Regions from separate parts of the Homo sapiens genome. Here regions 2 and 3 are each linked to region 1. Evidence: chromatin loops called from intact Hi-C (ENCODE). Cell type or tissue: IMR-90. All regions are shown on one strand. Each heading gives the region's core, and the rest is flanking DNA. Links, peaks and the distances in the headings are about the cores only.

The links. A loop is a pair of places that touch in the nucleus more often than their neighbours do. Peaks named below come from ENCODE experiments on the same cell type or tissue, not always from the same donor. Only the 100,000 strongest peaks of a DNase experiment are listed, where the experiment ranks them.
Region 2: it touches region 1 in a loop (6-fold over the local background); 5 of 110 quality-filtered maps call a loop at or near these places.
Region 3: a loop joins it to region 1, with 7 times the contacts of the local background. A loop is called at or near these places in 3 of 110 quality-filtered maps.

The regions. Positions count from the first base shown.
Region 1 is chr13:20,940,083-20,947,824 of GRCh38, forward strand. LINC00367 (long intergenic non-protein coding RNA 367) reads right to left here. Exons shown (of 6, transcript NR_104058.1): 2 at 7,670-7,742; 3 at 2,260-2,518; 4 at 2,059-2,163. Among named protein-coding and RNA genes, the nearest start is that of LINC00367, 5.5 kb to the right of the region's middle. RefSeq lists enhancers at 1-17, 3,412-3,988. In IMR-90, for the core only: a CTCF peak has its summit at 3,641 (motif pointing right); a DNase peak (open chromatin) is centred at 3,579; H3K27ac peaks cover 146 bases.
Region 2 is chr13:21,040,660-21,047,030 of GRCh38, forward strand. LATS2 (large tumor suppressor kinase 2) reads right to left here. Exons shown (of 8, transcript NM_014572.3): 2 at 5,026-5,571. The coding sequence starts at 5,367. Among named protein-coding and RNA genes, the nearest start is that of LATS2, 18 kb to the right of the region's middle. In IMR-90, for the core only: no CTCF peak of the experiment used is centred there; a DNase peak (open chromatin) is centred at 3,432; H3K27ac peaks cover 2,165 bases.
Region 3 is chr13:20,994,319-21,000,689 of GRCh38, forward strand. All of the region lies in intron 2 of LATS2 (large tumor suppressor kinase 2), which reads right to left. Among named protein-coding and RNA genes, the nearest start is that of LINC00367, 48 kb to the left of the region's middle. RefSeq lists enhancers at 2,762-3,301, 4,083-4,619. In IMR-90, for the core only: no CTCF peak of the experiment used is centred there; a DNase peak (open chromatin) is centred at 3,523; H3K27ac peaks cover 2,192 bases.

The DNA.
Region 1 (7,742 bases), core at 1,140-6,139:
AATGTTATTATAATGTAGTAAAATTTAAATGTCTCTTGAATGATGAAGCACTAACTAATGTGCTATATCTAAATGTAGAAATGCACATTTACGAGTATTGTCCTCTCCCGGCATTTTCATCTGAACACTCAGTCTGTTGACAACACTCAAAAACTTCATAAAAGATCACAATCTAGCACTTAAGTTCTACAGATAATGTTGAAATCTTGCACAAGATTTAGGAATCTCAGGCAATGACATGCATAACATTGCTATTAGGAAATGTGTAATATACTCTTCTGTTACTATCAGTGGAAAGTCAAAAAACAAACAAACCATAGTGATAAGAGCTGTGTGAATTAAGGAATTTTAGAGCTGAAAGTGACCTTCGAAATCCTAGAGCCTCACCCATTTTTACCTTCTAATAATCGTGCTGTAAAATATCACACTTACACTGTAGAAAATTTGGAAATATACAGAAGATGTTTAAAATTAGGAAGAAAAGGCTGGGCACCGTGGCTCATGCCTGTAATCCCCGCACTTTCGGAGGCTGAGGTGGGCAGATCACAAGGTCAAGAGATCGAGACCAGCCTGGCCAACATGGTGAAACCCAGTCTCTACTAAAAATACAAAAAATTAGCTGGGCGTGGTGGCGCGCGCCACTGCAATCTGACCTAGCGACAGACTGAGACTCAGTCTCAAAAAAAAAAAAAAATCAGGAAGAAAAAAATCACCCACAATTGTATCACCTACAAGAGGTCACCATTTTTTAAAACTTTGCCGTATTTCCTTTCAGACATGTAAAATTTTTGATATATTTATTTTTTTCTTTTTCTTGCTACAAAAAACTGAGATCGTACAGTTTGTATCCTTCACCCTTTACTTAACATTATATAGTGATAATTTTGCTTTTTATTAAAAACTTTTTGAATATGGAATTTTTATTGATTACATAAAATGTGACAGTATGGCATAGAGTCATAAAATATTTGTAACCGTCATCATAGTATTGAATGTGTAATTGCGTTTAAAGATACTATAGTATAGATGTGCTAAGGGAAATACTTTTGTGCATAACTGTTTGTCCCATTTTTAAATTGTTTCTGTAGAAATTGTTGCCAAATTTTGTTCCAGCCAGGTGCGGTGGCTCGCACCTGTAATCCCAGTACTTTGGGAGGCCGAGGTGGGTGGATCACTTGATGTCAGGAGTTCAAGACCAGCCTGGCCAACATGGTGAAACCCTCTCTCTATTAAAAATACAAAAAATTAGCTGGGCATGGTGGTGCGTACCTGTAATCCCAGCTACTCGGGAGGCTGAGGCAGGAGAATTGCTTGAATCCAGGAGGCAGAGGTTGCAGTGAGCAGAGATCTCACCACTGCACTCTAGCCTAGGCAACAGAGGGAGACTCCATCTCAAAAAACAAAACCAAACAAAAAAACAAAACAAAACAAAATTTTGTTCCAGAAAAGTTATAACAATTTTTATCAACAACATGAGAGTGTCTATTTCAGTGTAACCTTTCTAGAATCAGAGTATTACTTTTTTTTTTTGAGGCAGAGTCTGGCTCTGTCGCCCAGGCTGGAATGCAGTGGGGTAGTCTTGGCTCACCGCAACTTCCGCCTCCTGGGTTCAAGCAATTCTCTGCCTCAGCCTCCTGAGTAGCTGGGATTACAGGCACCTGCCACCACGCCCGGCTAATTTTTTGTATTTTTAGTAGAGACAGGGCTTCACCATCTTGGCCAAGCCGGCCTTGAACTCCTTACCTCAGGATCCACTGGCCTCGGCCTCCCAAAGTACTGGGATTACAGGTGTGAGCCACCATGCCTGGTCGAGTATTACCATTTTTAATAATGGTAATGGGTAATATAAAATAATGTTATTTTAGGAAACAATTCTAAAGCTTCATTTTCAGGAGACTGAGATTTTAGAAGCTACTTCTTTAATTCTTATGACATAGAGTCGGATTAGACACAAAATAAATGTTATGAAAATGCTACTACTGTTCTTTGAAGGCTGTTTATAGTTTGTAGATGCTGAGAATATGGTGAAATGGTAAACTATGCATAGCCTTAACTTACGGAGTGCTAGAGTTTTGGGCTGAGGAGCTGGTCACCATTGGGCATCTGACAACTGATTGTTTGGGCTTCTGGGACTGTTTCTGGAGGGGCCTGGATCTCAGCACACTGTGTCAGGTAGGAGAGGAAAAAAACGTTATCTGTTTGCTCCTAAGCTCATTGGTTGAAGATTCGCCCCACAAGCTTCAATTTCTCTGCACTTACTTTTTTCTCTGACTTATTGTGGGTTTCTCAAGCATAGGGGCCAGGGGTCCTGTGAGGTGGGTGCCATTTGGGATGCCACATGGAGCTGGCAGTGTCCACAGACAGCTGGTTTCTGCAGTGGCAGCAGGGTGGAGTAAGCGTCCAACGGTGTCCAAAGATTTGGAGTGGTACTTAAGAGGTGTTTACACGAGCAACAAGGTAAGTAGAGATAACTGGGCCTTCAATACAGAGGTTGATGGAAACACATCTGCAAGTGTACCTGATTCAAATCATCACACAGTAACCCCTCCAGGGGAATGTCAAATTCTGTACTGTTTTTAATGCTCAGCTGACACATTGCTCTAGTCCAGTGGTTCTAGAACTTTTTGAGCTTAGGATCCCTTTATACTCTTAAAAATTATTGAGAACTTCAGACAAATTCATATATATGAAGTGAGGGGACAGAAAGGAGGTATATCTATATCCATATCTATCTATCTATCAATATTTATCATATTAAAAATTAAAATGGAAAAAAATAAAGAATATTTATAGATGGAAAAGTGGCCATTATAAACCAATTACATGTTAACACAAATAATGTGTTTTATGCAAAATAACTATATTTCCCAAAATAACAGTTAGTGGCATCAGTGGCATTGGTTTACATTTTGCAAACCTCTTGAATAGCGGGTTTAATATCAGATAGTGGAATTCTCTTTTTTTTTTTTTTTGAGACATTGTCTCGCTCTGTTGCCCAGACTGGAGTGCAGTGGTGCAATCTCAGCTCACTGCGACCTCTGCCTCCCGGGTTCATGCGATTCTCGCGCCTCAGGCTTCCGAGTAGCTGGGATTTATAGGCGTGCGCCACCATGCCCAGCTAATTTTTTGTATTTTTCGTCGAGACGGGGTTTCACCATGTTGGCCAGGCTGCTCTTGAACTCCTGACCTCGAGTGATCTGCCCACCTCGGCCTCCCAAAATGCTGAGATTACAGGCGTGAGCCATCGCATCCGGTCGCAGATGGTGGAGTTTTTATTTCTGCTTCCACATTTGACCTGTTACCATATGTTTTGTTTGAAGTAGATGGGGAAGTCCAGCACCCCCCAGGTATACAATTGAAAAGGGGGACTTCGTGTGTCCCTGAAGTCCACAGACCACACTTTGAGAACTGCTGCTCAAGTCTAAGTTGCGAATTTCTCAATTACATGAACAAGACTCTAGCGGAAACCAGTACTGTGTGCGCTCAACAGACTAAATTGTTTGGAAAAGCGTTTCCTAGGAGTTGCTATAAACCAAATGACTCATTTAAACGTTTTTATTACTTTGACAAATACTTCGGCTCTGCAGCCTGTTCCTTTTTTAAACCAACTTGCCTCATTACACAGCTGTGGTCTGCACAGCTTTGGCCACCAGGTGGCTCCCACCCCCAGCCTTTTCTAGAAGGATCCATTCAGGACGCTTCATTCCTTGATGGCGCCCTAGCTGCTCAGGGCACTCAGGGAAACTTTATTTTGTTCAACATAAGAAAAGAGTCAGTTGTGGGAGGCCGACGCAGGCGGATCAACTGAGGTCAGGAGTTTGAGACCAGCCTGGCCAACCTGGCAAAACTCCGTCTCTACTAAAAATACAAAAATTAGCCGGGCATAATGGCGGGCACGTGTAATCCCAGCTACTTGGGAGGCTGAGGCAGGAGAGCTGCTTGAACCTCAAAGGCAGGGGTAGCAGTGAGCCGAGATCATGCCACTGCACTCCAGCCTGGGCGACAGAGGAAGACTCCATCTCAACAACAACAACAAAAAAAAAAAAAAAAAAAAAAAAAGAGGAGAAAAGAGTCAGTTGGGTAAGGGGAGGATTATTTCAAGGAAAAGGGAAGTTAAGAAAGAATAGAACTGGCAGTGCGTGGTGGCTCACGCCTGTAATCCCAGCACTTTGGGAGGCCGAGGCGGGTCTAACACGAGGTCAGGAGTTCGAGACCAGCACAGCCAAGATGGTGAAACCCCCTTCTCCACTAAAAATACAAAAATTAGCCGGGCATGGCAGCAGGTACCTGTAATCCCAGCTGCTCAGGAGGCTGAGGCAGAGAATTGCTTGAACTCGGGAGGCGGAGGTTGCAGTGAGTCGAGATTGCTCCACCGCACTCCAGCCTGGGCGAAAGAGTGAGACTCCGTCTCAAAAAAAAAAAAAGTATATTTAACATAGGAGGTTGGTAAAAAAAATCTAAAAGAGTTGGTCTGAATACTGGAAGAAGTACTATATGGCACCTTTACTCTCTTACCAGCTTAATGTAGCTTTTTCCTTCTCATTGTTTTTAACTGATATGCTTAAATTGGGTATTATTATCTCTACTAAAATGGTTCTCTCTCAAAGCAAGGTGTTATACTAGATACCACGTGGGATAAACAAAGAGGTGGTGGGGAATGCGCCCCTCCACCCTGAGAGACAGGAGGTGTGGGTGTTTTCACTCTAGCACATATTCACTGTGACACTGTGGGGTTACTTCTGTTTCCTAACCTGAGTGATCCACCCCACTTACAAGAGAGGGCTGATAATCCTTAACTGTCCAGAGGTTTGTTTCCAAATCAGATTGTCTCTGGAGTTCCTTGCGAGACTCGAAATACACGATTCTGTGATTCTATTTCAGTCTGGTTGAGTTCTTTAGTTGCAAGCAACAGATAACCAACTTGGTTAATCTTGCCCAGTTTCCTTAATAAGACTCATACGGCCCTTCGCTACCTGGGCCCTGCCTGTGCCTCCAGCCTCAAATCTTCTTCAGGCACTGTGAAGCTCCAGACATATGGCGACATCCCCCACACCATGTGTGCCCCTTCTCCGGCCTCTGCTGCCTAATAGTAGGTTTCAGGTAGGCATCACTTCCGCTGGGCTGCCTTCCATGACCTCCCCAGTCTGGATCGCGTCCTCTCCTGGGTGCTCCAGCAGCAGCTTCCTCCACTTCTCCATCATACCTTTGAGACTATTGTATTATAATTTTCTAAATGCTTTCCCCTCCTGTGAGTCCTGGGCAGAAGGAAGCATGTCCACCTTCTTCACGGGTATCCCCAATACACAGTACAGTGTCTGGCACACAGCAGGTACACAAAATATATTTAATGAAGGAACAGAGGAAGGGAGAGAAGATATCTCTTCTTGGATAGTGCCAGTCATATATTAGGTGTTCATTAAACATTTGTAGAACCGAACTGAGAATGCTGAGCCCTTTAACAGGATCCTCAAAACCTCGTAAAATAAACACAGATAGGCCGGGCGCGGTGGCTCACGCTTGTAATCCCAGTACTTTGGAAGGCTGAGGCGTGTGGATCACAAGGTCAGGAGATCGAGACCATCCTGGCTAACGCAGGTGAAACCTGGTCTCTAGTAAAAATAGAAAAAATTAGCCGGGAGTGGTAGCGGGCGCCTGTAGTCCCAACTACTCGGGAGGCTGAGGCAGGAGAATGGCATGAACCCGGGACGCGGAGCTTGCAGTGAGCCGAGATAGCGCCACTGCACTCCAGCCTGGGCTACAGAGCAAGACTCTTGTCTCAATAAAAATAAAAAACACAGATAATAATAGGATTTTGCCGAATATAGAACCAAGTGGCAGATTTAAAATTTGAACCACAACATCCTGGATTTGACGTCTTTTGTACTACTTTTGTTGAGAAAGGGGAAATGCTCTCTTCACTCAGGCACCCACCACGAGAGCTAGCCTGGAGGATGCGGGCTCAGCACGTGCTAGAGGAACCCCGGGGGGATGGAGAAACGGTGGAGAGACGGGGAGGGCTCCGGAAAACTGCGTTCTCACAAGACCAAAGGGAGGGGAGGGAGGGGGAGATGTGGCTGCAAGTGCAGTTGGAGAGGGTGTGAAGAGATCGGGAGTCCTCTGCGAGGCTCTGGAGCACCCGGCGCCTAAGAGGCTAGTGCGCCCCGTGCCGCTGCGGTAGGACCTGGCGGTCCGCAGCTCCTGAAGGGCCTGGCCGTTCACGGGGCAGGCAGGACGGGCGAAATCCCCCGCAGTTAGCGGTCAACAGAAAGGGCGACACGGAACGGGGTTCCTGGCACCCGAGCTCGCCGCACCGAAGTCTCCTGGTAACAGCGACACGGGACCGGGCTATGTGACCACACACCTGAAGCCCCTGGAGAGCTCTTTGTTTTATTTCAAATTGTGGTAAAAAGGACATAACATTAAATACCATCTTACCCATTTTTAAGTGCACAGTTCAGTGGCATCGAGAGCATTCACATCGCTGTGTGGCCATCACCACTGTCCACCTCTAGAACTCTTCATCGGCCTGTGCAGCAGCTGCCACCTGTTCAACACTAACTCCCGGTTCCCACTCCCGCAGCGCCGTATCACACTTACACTTCTGTGTCTATGAATTCGCCTGCTTTACATATGGCATATGAGTGGAATCACACAGTATTGGTACTTTTGTGACTGGCCTATTTCACTCAGCATAATGGCCTGGAGGTTCATCCATGTTGTAGCATGTAATGGGATTTCCTTCTTTTTTTTTTTTTTTTTTTTGACAGAATCTTGCTCTGTCGCCCAGGCTGGAGTGCAGTGGCGTGATCTCGGTTCACTGCAATCTCCGTCTCCCGGGTTCAAGTGATTCTTTGCCTCAGCCTCCCGAGTAGCTGGGATTACAGGCAAGCTCCACCATGCCCAGCTTCTTTGTGTATTTTCAGTAGAGATGGGGTTATGCCTTGTTGGTCAGGCTGGTCTTGACCTCAGGTGATCCACCCACCCTGGCCTCCCAAAGTGCTGGGATTACAGGTGGGAGCCACCATGCCGGGCAATTTCCTTTTCTTCTTCTTTTTTTTTTTTTTTTGAGACAGAGTCTTGCCCTGTCGCCCAGGCTGGAGTGTGCAATGGCATGATATTGGCTCACTGCAACCTCCATGTCTTGGTTTCAAACCATTCTCCTGCCTCAGCCTCCCAACTCCCAAGTATCTGGGATTACAGGCACCTGCCACCACACCTGGCTAATTTTTGTGTTTTTAGTAGAGATGGGGTTTCACCATGTTGGCCAGGCTGGTCTCGAACTTCTGACCTCGTGATCCACCCATCTCGGCCTCCCAAAGTCCTGGGATTACAGGCATGAGCCACTGCACCTGGCCGATTTCCTTCTTTTTAAAGGCTCTATAATATTCCACTGTATGGATGCACCACATTTTGTGTAATAATTCATTCACTGATGGACACTTGTGCTGCTTCCACCTTTTGGCTGTTGTGAATGATGCTGCTATGAACAGGAATCTGAAGATTTGGGTTCAGAGCATAGAGGTGGCATGTGAGTTTTATGAGGCAAATCTCTCAGCCCTGAGTTTTTCAACTGTAAAATGAGATGTCAATATTTACTATCTTTCAGGTTTGTGGCAAATATAAAACGAGATCATGTGCATAAAAGTATTTGTAAACTGAAAAATCTCACCTCATGTAAAACTGTTATGATTTTTGTGACCAGCCATTACGACCAATGGAACATATGATTTGTGTTGGTTAAT
Region 2 (6,371 bases), core at 1,372-6,371, 100 kb after region 1:
GTGGGGAGGATAAGACCAGGGTCTGGGAGGCCCCAGGAGCTGCAGCAGAGCCAAGGTGGGAGTCAGGCTGGCCAGCTGCCAGGGACGTGGGGGGCAGCCATGTATGGATGCCCAGGGAATGAGAGGAGGGGAGAGGGACCCTGATAAACTCCATGCCCCACAGACATGAGGGAAAGGAGAAGCAACCCCTATGAGGATGGAAATGAGAAAAGAATTCTTATCTGAGGAATCTGAGTCCTTTTAAATTATTAGGCCCAGAGAGACATTAAACTGAGAGAACAATCACATTCTACTTCCCCCTTGAGGCATGTGTTCACCTTTTTTTTTTTCTGAGGCAGAGTCTCGCTCTGTCGCCCAGGCTGGAGTACAGTGGCACGATCTGGGCTCACTGCAAGCTCCGCCTCCTGGGTTCACACCATTCTCCTGCCTCAGCCTCCAGAGTAGCTGGGACTACAGGCGCCCGCCACCATGCCCGGCTAATTTTTTGTATTTTTAGTACAGACAGGGTTTCACCATGTTAGCCAGGATGGTCTCGACCTCCTGACCTCATGATCTGCCCGCCTTGGCCTCCCAAAGTGCTGGGATTACAGGTGTGAGCCACCGCGCCTGGCCCACTCCCTTTTCTTATTAAGCAGATGGCCCCTGATTCACTGAGCAGCTGGTGTGGACACTGTTCTCAGGAAGGCTGCCTCTCAGTGCACATCCTGACCACTGGCTGTCTTCTTTATGCCCTTCCTTATTTGATCTAATATAATCAGTTTATCAGTTTGTTTGTTTACATTTCTTCCCTAACCTCATTCCATTAAAGTTTTAAATCACTTAAACATGATAAAGTGGGGGGAAAGAACTGGATTAATCAGGATTAGGAAATTACAGCTGACACAATATTCAGGACCAGGAAAATGTATCAATGCTGAGCCACAGACTGGGCACCCCTCAGCAGATCAGAGGGAGGGTGGACAGGCAGGATACAGGTCATCCACAGAGAAAAAGCCCATGCCAGTTTCTCAAGGAAAGCAGAACCCTTTCCTAGCACTCGCATCCAAACAAAGTTCTCACATAAGTCTTCCTAGAGGGGACACCATGTGATAAAGTGCTTTGCTATTCTAAGGGGTCCAGGGGGCCATGGGCCTCCCCTGGGAGTTACTGAATTGGAACCTCACCCTCACAGGACTCATAGGCACCATCCTGAGTGCTATAATTAAGAACAGTGAGTGCAGTGAGCTGACGACACCCCCACCTACCCACACCATGCAGATGTTCCCCCTATAACCCACTGCAACCAGAGAGAAAACAAGTCCCAGGCTTCCGCAGAACAGAAATATTTTGCATATTTAAATGCAAACTTAAATGATCACTTATGCCAATAACTATCCAATGCTCAAAATATGATACTCATAACCAAAAAACTTACCTTTCCAATTCCTTAAATCTATATTTAAAGAGCAGCTCCTCCCATAAGAAATATTAATCTAGTGGCCTAGTTTTTTTCTACAGGAATTTTTGTAAGTTTTCAGTAATTTATGTGCAAAAGACTAATAAACATATCATTTGACATACACATTATATCCTTACACAGAAAATACCCTTGAGTCTTTTACTTTTTCCAGAAATTTCCATTTTAAAGTATTTTAATTAAAAATATACCCAAACATGCTAGTTACATGGGTGGGTTTAATATGCAAAAATTCACTATGCTGTGTGCTTAGAAATTGTGCACTTTTAAAGTAAATTTTACTTTAATTAAAAGTTAAGGCTGGGTGTGGTGGCTTGAACTTATAATTCCAGCACTTTTGGAGGTTAAGGCCGCTTGAGTCTGGAAGTTCCAGTCCAGCCTGGGTAACATAGTGAGATGCCATCTCTAGAAAAAATTTTGAAAACTGGCCAGACGTGGTGGCACGCCTGTAGTCCCAGCTACTTCAGAGGCTGAGGTAGGAGGATTGCTTGAGCCTGGAAGGTCGAGGCTGCAGTGAGCATTGACCTCACCACCACACTCCAGACTGTACAACAGAGCAAAACCCTCTTAAACAGACAAAACAGTAGGAGTGGCTGGGCATGGTAACTCACGCCTGTAATCCCAGCACTTTGGGAGGCCTAAGAGGGCGGATCACAAGGTCAGGAGATTGAGTCCATCCTGGCTAACACGAAACCCGTCTCTACTAAAAATACAAAAAATTAGCCGGGCGTGGTGGTGGGTGCCTGTAATCCCAGCTACTCAGGAGGCTGAGGCAGGAGAATTGCTTGAACCTGGGAGGCAGAAGTTGCAGTGAGCCGAGATTGCGCCACTGCACTCCAGCCTGGGCCACAGAGCGAGACTCCGTCTCAAAAAAAAAACCAAAAAACAAAAAACAGTAGGAGTGAAAGGGGTAAAGCTGCAACAATAAGAACTCTCGGCCAGACGTGGTGACGCACGCCTGTAATCCCAGCACCTTGGGAGGCCGAACGAAGCAGGCAGATCACTTGAGGTCAGGAGTTTGAGACCAGCCTAGCCAACATAGTGAAACCCCGTCTCTGCTAAAAATACAAAAATTAGCCAGGCGTGGTGTTGCGTGCCTGTAATCGCAGCTACATGGGAAGCTGAGGCAGGAGAATCACTTGAACCCAGGAGCCCAGGTTGCAGTGAGCCAAGATGACGCCACCACACTCCAGCCTGGGCAACAGAGCAAGACACCGTCTAAAAAAAAAAAAGAACTCTATTATACTGAATTCAAATCATCTTTTTAACAAACTGATGCATACAACTCTAAAGGTACGGTTATCTTTTTCTCTTATTATTTGGGTTCACATAATGACTTTCCTACCTGAATTTTCTGAACGCAAATACATTTTTTATCTAGGCCAAGAAAAGTGTGAGTTGGAGGGGAAAGGTGGAGGCACAGCTGTTTTAAGTTATAAAGTAACACCACACACCAAACTGAATGAATTATTTCAAGGGCATTAAATATGGTAAATGGAGGCCTTTCTGCTAGCAATTAACATAAATTAAATGTTGATGGAAACTTCATCGGTGTCATGATCCTTACTTTTAGTGTATTTGTGTTTCTGTATTGGAAACAGCACTGGCTTTATTACTTCTTGCACTATAATTATCACTAATGGATTTTACCCTAATAAGATCCCACCTGTATTTGGGATTATTTGCTTGACTTGTTTCTTTTTCTCACAGCTGAAACACAACCGCAAAGAACACAGGGGCTTGGTTTGCCTCCTTTGTCTGCAAGTGATTTACAGGAGAAGATTTTAAGCTCTGCTGTTGGCCTGAAAGTTTCTCTGCAATCTTACTCCAGATTTCCCCAGGACTGCTCCTTCCCTACTTTCAAAACTGCTGGGTTCTGTACGTCAAGGGATAATGCTTGGCAGCATATTTAACTTCATGCTTTCACAATAAGAATGTCTGTGCCTTTGCTGTCAGCTTCACTGCTGAAACACTCTGCACCACATTACTCACAACCCTGTGCTTTATCAAAGCAGCTCGACATAACAATCCTCACTATATACAAGTTAATCCCAGTATGGCCCAAATTATCAAGGAAGCCCTCTATAAAACAGCAGGATTCATTTCACAAACATCTCCTCTGAGAAATGTAAATTCTCTATTTAAGGTCTATGGTAATAAACTACAAGAGGATTGAGAGTGGTTTTGGAAATAACAAATAACACTGTTAGCCTTTTCCTATGACTGCAACACCAGGAGTATGTAATTAGGTTATTTCTAAGAAACCAGAAGTGCTCAGGCCATTCTGATGTGCTTTGAGCATGAAATCTTACTACTTTTCCAAGGTACCAAAAATACTTAGCTTATTTCCGCTTCATGCAACTGTAATTTTTAAGATGACAGATTGTAATAAAACACTGGCTTTCATGAATCATTTCATAATGCAATTATGTTTTACTTGTTACATTTCACTAATTACATTTTTACCTGGTTGGACACTAGTTCCATTTTATATGGTCCTGTCCCTCAATTTGGATTGTATTCAGGTATACGAATTGCTAAGAGATCATAAATGTATGGCTATGAGGTGTAGGGGTGTGTGTGTGTGTGTGTGTGTGTGTGTGTGTGTGTGTGTGTGTGTGTGTTTTAAATAGAGATAGGGTCTCGCTCAGCTAACCAGGATTGGAGTGCAGTGGCTATCATAGCTCACTGCAGCCACAAACTCCTAGGCTCAAGCGATCCCTCCTGCCTCAGCATCCCATGTAGTTGGGACTACAAGGTGCACACCACCACGTCCAGCTTTTTATTTTTTGTAGAGATGGGGAGTCTCGCTATGTTGTCCAGGCTGGTCTCAAACTCCTGGCCTCAAGTGATCTTCTTGACTGGCCTCCCAAAGTGCTGGGATTACAGGCATGAGCCACCACACTCATCTCTGTAAGCTGTGTATTAATGTATAACTGGTGCCACCTCCACTAATGTATCCTTTAATCCTAAACAACTGAAAAGTGAGACTGTGTTGCCACAATTTTGACGATTTCTCAAGCTTTTTCTTTCTAGTTTTTCCCATTTCCTGAACATGTTAATAGTTACACCCCCTGTAACAGCATATACACTAATTGTTAAATAGGAGAAAACCGAGTCAGAGAATAGCCAATGCATGTTGCTCAACCCTCCCATTTCTAGGAAAAAAAAAATGCACAAACCAAAACAAGAAAAGGGAAGCCAGTCTCTTTCCACGATAGCTCAGAATAACCCGAATAAACACCAAAAAAAGGGGCTAAGCACGAAAGCCCTTTTCATCTCCACAAGAACAGATCAGAAAATACACATTACAATTTCAGGAGACCTCAGCAACTTCTGGAACTTGCCTGAAAAGGAAAAGCAGCTCAAAAGACCATTTTAGAGAGAAGGTAGAGAACCTTCAATTGTGAGTTCAATTATGTGTTAAAAGGGCCTTGGGTTTTTAACCTAGAAACACTTGTATAAGTAGTAACCAATTCAAAGCCTTCAAGTAGTTGCCAAACCATTCTGACTGCCCCAGCTGTCCCATAGCTGCCTCTGCACATGGCCCTGCAGAGGTCTGTACCCACCTGGTCGCATCCTGCGTTCACCAGTTCCTGCAGCATTTGCCGGTTCACTTCTGCAGCTGCAGAGGTGCCCGATTCATTAGCAAAAGGCAACAAGGAATATCTGATTTCCCTCAAGGCTTTCTGATAAGGTCCGAACTTTGGGGTGGCTCTCATCTGCTGCTGCTGCCTGGTGGCATCTTTGCTCCCCAGGACTTTGGCATCCAGGGAAGTGTCACTGTTTGGTCCTGCGGGTAGCCCCTGAACCGAAGACTTGGATGGCTGTTTTAACCCCTCACGAATCTCTTGCAGTCGCTGCCGGCTATTTCCAGAATAAGTCGTGGCAGGAAAAGTCTTTGGCCTCATTGTTAGTCCAGTTTCCTTTTACCATAAATACAATCTTCTTAAAGTGTTTTATTATTTAAAAAAAAAAACTGTCAATAGTATCAGTTTGTTGTAAACATACTTTCAAAATAATTTCCTTTTGAAAATGTTCTTTCCTTCCATTTTTGTAGTTCCTATAGAGAACCTAAAATTTTCCAAAGTCTTCATTTTGAAGATTATCACTCTCTGAAAAAGAAAATAAATGGGAGAGAAATGTTCATTTGTCATTTTCACGCAACGTTAATGCTACTTTTCAGAAATAAACAGTGATCGTGGAAATATACCGCTTGGAAAGAAAAGAAAGAACGCATCACCTCTCAGAAATGACAAAAATACTGTTCAACCATGGTTAGAGCACATGACATCTACGGCTGTCCCAAAATGCTTCCTGTAATACGTAATCTGCAATAAAGTAAATTGCTATAAATATTCAACTCAGGGCAAGAACAGTAGTATTAACAACTGACAGCTCATTTAAAATACTTCATTATAATAAAATTTTATTTTGAAACCCACAGCTTGAGGAGTATTTAAATTTTCTACATGGGATCTTGGATTTCTGGCTTGTTCCTAATAACCAATCCACTCCTTGTCCTTCATCCCCATGGCTTTACTAACCTCTCCCCCCTCACATGAGATGTGGTCCTTCCATATCTTTAGAAAACTTTCTGAACTTTTCCTTATAAAACCCTCCCAATTTTCCTAAAAGACACCACAAAGCCTGTCACATTAAAACTGTCCCATGTTGCAAATGTTTCAATTGCAGTTTCCACACACACATTATGAGACTTTGAAGGTAACTACTTCCTTTGTTTTTTACAAGGTGGCCACTTACCAGCATTTTGACCTAAATAGTAAAATTAAAATATCTTTCTTGTAGCAATTGATACTGACATGGAAGGGGACTGGTAACAGCATGTAGGCAACTTCTCAGAGTGCACCATGGCCACATGAACATCAAATGATCATGTGGGTAAGAGTTATTA
Region 3 (6,371 bases), core at 1,372-6,371, 54 kb after region 1:
AAGTAAGTACTTCCTATCTGTACATTAAATCTCAGAAGATGCTACTGTACATATACATAGAGCTATGTTTTAAACACTGAAGGAAATGGGAATCCACTTCTAAATCCATCAGAAATACATGGCCTCTGGGCACAAAGTACATGCAGAGTCACAGAGTGAAGACAAGTGCACAGTCGGGGGAATGGCAAGAGGTCGGAGCCAGGATGCGGGAGGAGTGTGTCAGAGAGATGCAGCTGAAGCCTGGCCGAGGAGCTTGGCCACTCACCTTCCTTTCTTAAGCATGTATGGAGACCAAGCTGGATGTGGTGGCTCATGCCTATAATCCCAACACTTTGGGAGACTGAGGCAGGAAGACTGCTTGAGCCCGGGAGTTTGAGGCCAGACTGGGCAACACAGTGAGACCCCGTCTCTACACAAAAATAGCTGGGTGTTGATGGCGCATGCCTGTAATCCCAGCTACTGAAGAGGTTGAGGCAGGAGGATTGCTTGAGTCCAGGAAGTAGGGCAGGCTGGGCAACAAAGTAAGAATGTGTCTCAAAAAAAAAAAAATAGAATAAAATATTTTTTAAAAGAAGAATGTATAAAGATCATCATTTAAGGGTCCTTATCTAGAATCGTAGGTGGCTATTCCAAAAGATGGCAGGATGGCGCAGTGGTACAGGGCGCAGATAGGGAGGCCACACACCTAGGTTCACCCCTCCCCTCTGCTGCTTAGCAGCTGTGTAACTTTCAGCAAATCATTTCCTTACTTTGAGTGCCCGTTTCCTCATCTGGGAAATAAGGCTAATAGGTTGCTCTAGGGATGAAAGGAGATGTCATGCTTGGGCATCAGCATCACTTAAGGGTTAGCTGTTACAGTTCACAAAGGTATCTTATGTGTTTCTGGGAAAAAAAAACATAAAAACTGTAATTGTAGATTTTATGCATGTTTGATATTTAATGGCTCTAATGTTTTACTGTGTATTCTTCTTACAATAATTATACAAAGAAATGTAATGAGTTCTTTTCCCCAAGCCTCAATAGACACCTCCAGTCTCTTCCAGCTTACCTCAGGCTGCTGTGTAAACATTATCCACGTCTATGCATGCCAAGATGTGGAAAGGGTGAGCAGCCCTGCCCCAAAGCAAGAGTTCAGCTGCAAGCCAACTGAAGGCGAGGACAGTTCAGGTATGTGTTCTGGTGTCTAGCGTGTAGAAAGAGATCAGCAGATATCTGTTCAATGAATGATTGAGTGAGTGACTGAGTTAGACTGTGACATAGGATAGATGAAAGGAAGAAAGAGCTGCAAGCAGGGAGTAAGAAGATACTGTCTGTTCCACTGGGCAGGCTGCCCTGGTGTGTGGAAGATGGAGATAAGGTACACAGCAGAGATGCACCAAGGCACAGGCTAAAGGGAATTTCAAATCAACATTATCAACAGCAGCAACTTCCAAGTTTTACTCCATTATCTAGTTTGCACACGTGCCATTCTTCAGGACAGCCTCTTCTACAGAAGTTCACAAAATCTTAATGCTCTTTGAATGTGTGTATCATGCACTATTTACCAATTACTAATTATTTACAGAGTAATGTGGTAGGCTAACAAGACTTTGATGACTTTGTGTCAGTCACCTAGCCACGTGCAACAAGAAAATCCCTCACACACTAAATTTTTCTCCTAAAACCCTCAAGAAAGCTTAATTTAGGAAAGCTTAATTTAGGATTGGGCTAATGTCTCATAGAAAAAGGATGCTAATCCATTGAAGTTGGTTACCACGCCCATAAATTAAGCCTTCTCTTCTAGACAGATCTCAATGCTGGAGTTGAAGCCATCATATGAGCACCAGATTTGGCACAAGATACCTGCAGTGTTCAACACTTCCTTCATCAGTGACCACTCCATGCCACCTGCTGCAAGAGTAAGATGACTCAACATGTGCAAAACCCAATCTCCTGCCTCTAACTTACCAGTTCTCTCAGGGCTCCCAACCTTGGAAGCATCTTGACTTTGAGATTTCATTCACATCTCACATCCAGTCCAGAAGCATTTTTTTTCTACCTACATTAGAGTGGTAGAAGATTTTTTTTTTTTTTTTTTTGAGACAGAGGCTCGTTCTGTCCCCCAGGGTGGAGTACAGTGGCGTAATATTGGCTCACTGAAATTTCATCTCCCAGATTCAAACAATTCTCCTGCCTCAGCTTCCCGAATAGCTGGGATTACATGCATGAACCACCACCATACCTGGCTAATTTTTGTATTTTTAGTAGAGGTGGCGTTTTGCCATGTTGGCCAGGCTGGTCTCGAACTCCTGACCTCAGGTGATCCACCTGCCTCAGCTTCCCAAGGTGCTGGGATTATAGGTGTGAGCCACCGTGCCTGGGCTGATAGAAGATTCTGGATACTTTGAAGGCAGAACTGATACTATTATTCACACTCCATATCAAATTCAGCAAAACCTGACATGGCATAAACTCTATGCCTCACAGTTTGGGGAGCCACAATGGTTACAAAATAAGAGTCTGACGGGCTCTTACCTGGAGCCCTTATCTGCTACCCTCTGGGCTATTCTTGCAGATTCATAAATATTAAATGAAAAATTATTTTGTCAGATTGGCTGTAGAATAGAAGCTAGTAGGGCTAAATACTATGGCACAAAGGACAGACACCCCGAGGGGCCTGGCAGCCTCGTCTCTTCTGGAGAGCGGTGACATGCACTGCAGTGGGCTAGTCTCAGCTTGGGGTGGTGGCCCTGGACCAGATAGAAGGAATTCTTCCCACTCCATTAAAGCAGAGCTCCTCAAGAGGTTTTCTGCCTCATGGCTAAAACTAAGAGATTGGGGAGGGACTGAGAAGGGCAAGACAAACTGAGGTTTCACTGGTTTACTGCTGCTACTGACAGCTCTTGTAAAACTCCACTTTAGGTGTGTGAATTACACATGAATAAAGCAGTTTTGAACATCTGTACCTTAGGTATCTTTCCCAAGAGATTTCTCCTCTTACATTTTGTCAACAAATTGATGTTCGCTTAAAACTGGACCTAACCACTACGAAGCCTGGAAAATGTGAGATTTGCCCATATGCTATCTGATATAGAAAGGACTGCAAAAGAGGCACTTTAACAAAACGGCGAGGTGGCTGAGGGGTGGGACACCTGCCAGTATCAGGCCCTGCCAGTATCTTGAGGCTGGTCCTCTCAATTGCAAGGACCACACCCCAGCTCCAAACCTCCCCATGGGATGGTCCAGGCCTCTGTTGCAGGTACATCACCATTTAATGATCTTCTCTGCTGTCCCTCGGGGAAGCTGGCCTCACCCAGCTCTCCAGCTGCTGACCAGCTGCCAGACAGCCTAGCATGGGCTCCTGACACACCCTCTGCTCTCTTGGCTTGGTCCCCTTCTACTAAGCACAGGGCTTACGAGGACGGGTGGGAACTGGAAGACACTCCTTCAATCTACCGCTCAGCTCTTAGCAAGGCAGGAGCTGGGCTTGCAATGTCTAAGCAGCAGAAGTATTTCACGTGCATTGCCATGTGAATGCAAGTAATTTAAATGCAGTGACAATTATTATGTATGAGGGAAGGAATTTCCTATGGAGATCCTCCCCCACTCAGCCCTTCCTGGTAAGGAAGCATTTTTCAAGCCTTAGCAAAACCATATCCTAAAGTTTTAACATTCCAACTATGAGGTTTGGCTGAAAAAGTAGAAACGGAGCACTCTGGCCCTATCGTGTCTGCGTGGGCCTCTGTCTGTGTCTGCCTGTCTCTCAGGCTTTCTCAGGTAACTTCCACTTAAGTTGTAGCTGACGCCTGTAATCCCAGGGCTTTGGGAGGCCAAGGTAGGATCGCTTGAGGCCAGGAGTTCAAGACCAGCCTGGGCAAGACCCGCATGTTTGTAAAAAGTGAGAAAATTAGCTGGGCATGGTGGTGGGTGCCTGTAGTTCCAGCTTCATGGGAGGCTGAGGCAGGAATCACTTTGAACCTGGGAGGTGGAGGCTGCAGTGAGCTGAGATCATGCCACTGCACTCCAGCCTGGGAGACAGAGCAAGAGACCCTGTCTCAAACAAACAAACAAAAATTAATTAATTAATTAAATTAAGAAAAAACAAAGACTGAGGGAGAGAAGAGGATGAGAGGGGCCAGTTGGCTGGCAGAGGAGGCTGCACTGTCTCTGGCGGGATCCTGTGCTTGCTTGGAGGATTGCCAGCAGGGTGGTCTTCAAAAGAATCTCTGACCCAAAGGCCTAGATTTTTTTATGAGAACACAGGAGCCGAGGAGCTGGAATTTCCAAAGGGTGTTCCAACCCCACCCCCACGGAAAGGCCCCTGGAAGAATGAGGCCCTCCGGGCCCAGGCCTCCTCTAACCGCCCCACCATTGCGTGCCCCTCCCCTGAGCGCGGCGCTCCCGGCGATCTTGGGCAGGTGGGGCCCCAAGGCCTTGTCAATGCGGGGCGAGGCGGGGCGGGGCCCGACAACCTTGGGCTGGTGGGGCAGAGCCCCGTGACCTTGTCCACACGGGGCGGGGGCCGCAGCGACATTGTGCACGCCGGGTGGGGGCCCTGCGACATTGTCCACGACCTTGTGCACGCGGGGCGGGGGCCCTGGCGACGTTGTCCACGCAGGGTAGGAGTCCCGGTGACCTTGCGCACACGGCGCAAGGGCCCTGGTGACCTTTTCCACGACCTTGTCCACGCAGGACAGGGATCCCCGCGACCTTGTGCACGCAGGGCGGGGGTTCTGGCGACCTGGTCCACAACCTTGTCCACGCGAGGCAGGGGCCCCGGTGACCTTGGGCAGGCGCAGCACGTGCCGTGTGCGAGCCAATTATGACTGGAAAACAGGTGGAGGACAAATGGAAGTAGTGGCCTTTGGAGTTTAAATGTCTGTGTGCTTGAAGAAAATGAGTCGCCACCTTGCGCGGATGCAGCAGAAGCTCCAGCCCCAGCCGTGGCCGCCTCCGACCGCTGGTGGCGCCGCAGGCCCCCGAACCTTGGTAAACCAGACACACGCCCGGAAGACACCTGCTCGGCACATACAGGTACAAACCATACGTCTTTTTGAAACGAATGAAGAAGAAATTTGGCATAATGTTTTGTTTTTGTTTTGTGTATTTTTAAGGGCCATGCTAATCTCTGTATCGTTCCAATTTTCATATCTGCTGCAGAAGCGAGCACTTTTTCTTTTTCTTTTTTTTTGACAGGGTCTTGCTCTGTCACCCATGCTGGAGTACAGTGGCTCGATCAGGGCTCATTGCAGCCTGGCACTGCCCGGCTTAAGCAATCCTCCCATCTCAGCCTCCTGTAGTCAGGAGCCAGTATGCTTGGCTAATTTTTTAAAAAATTTTTTTGTAGAGATGGGCTCTCACTGTAACCCAGGCTGGTCTCAAACTCCGGAGGCCAAGCCATCCTCCTGCCTCAGCCTCCTAAAATGCTAGGATTACAGACATGAGCTAGGGTGCCTGGCCTTAAATTTGTTATAAAATAAAATGAACATGAAAAATCCTTGGCCTTGCCAATGATCACGAGACCAGCCTGGACAATGTGGTGAAACCTCATCTCTACTAAACATACAAAAAAAAAAAAAAAATAGCCAGGCGTGGTGGCACACACCTATATAGTCCCAGCTACTAGGGAGGCTGAGGCAGAAGAATGACTTGAACCTGGGAGGCGGAGGTTGCAGTGAGTCAAGATCACGCAGCAGAGCAAGTCTCCATCAAAAACAAAACAAAACAAAGAAACACTGATAAAATAAAGAGCATTTTACAACTATTGTTAGCACCAAAATAAAATAAAAAATTATAAAGATAGGCCGGGCGTGGTGGCTCACGCCTGTAATCCCAACACTTTGGGAAGCCGAGGCGGGCAGATCACAAAGTTAGGAGATCGAGACCATCCTGGCTAACATGGTGAAACCCTGTCTCTACTAAAAATATAAAAAATTAGCCGGGAGTGGTAGCATGCGCCTGTAGCCCCAGCTACTCAGGAGGCTGAGGCAGGAGAATCACTTCAACCCAGGAGGTGGAGGTTGCAATGAGCCGAGATTGCACCACTGTACTCCAGCCTGGGTGACAGAGCAAGACTCTGTCATAATAATAATAATAATAATAATAAAGATAAATGTGCTGGTAAAACTATTCTTGGTCATGTATAAACCAAAAATATTCAGGGGTGAATATTTATTATCAAAAGTTATTAAGTTTTTTTTATCCCGATTTAATGATTTTACTTCTTGAAATTTATCCTCAGGCTAAAATAATTCAGTTTTAAAAAACTGATTTCCATAATGATGTCTGTCAGATTTAGGTATAATATATCAGCCCCTCAAATAGGAAAGTGTGGGATGGGAGTTAGAGGCCACATGGCCACTACTAAACTATAATTATAATTAATATAGTCC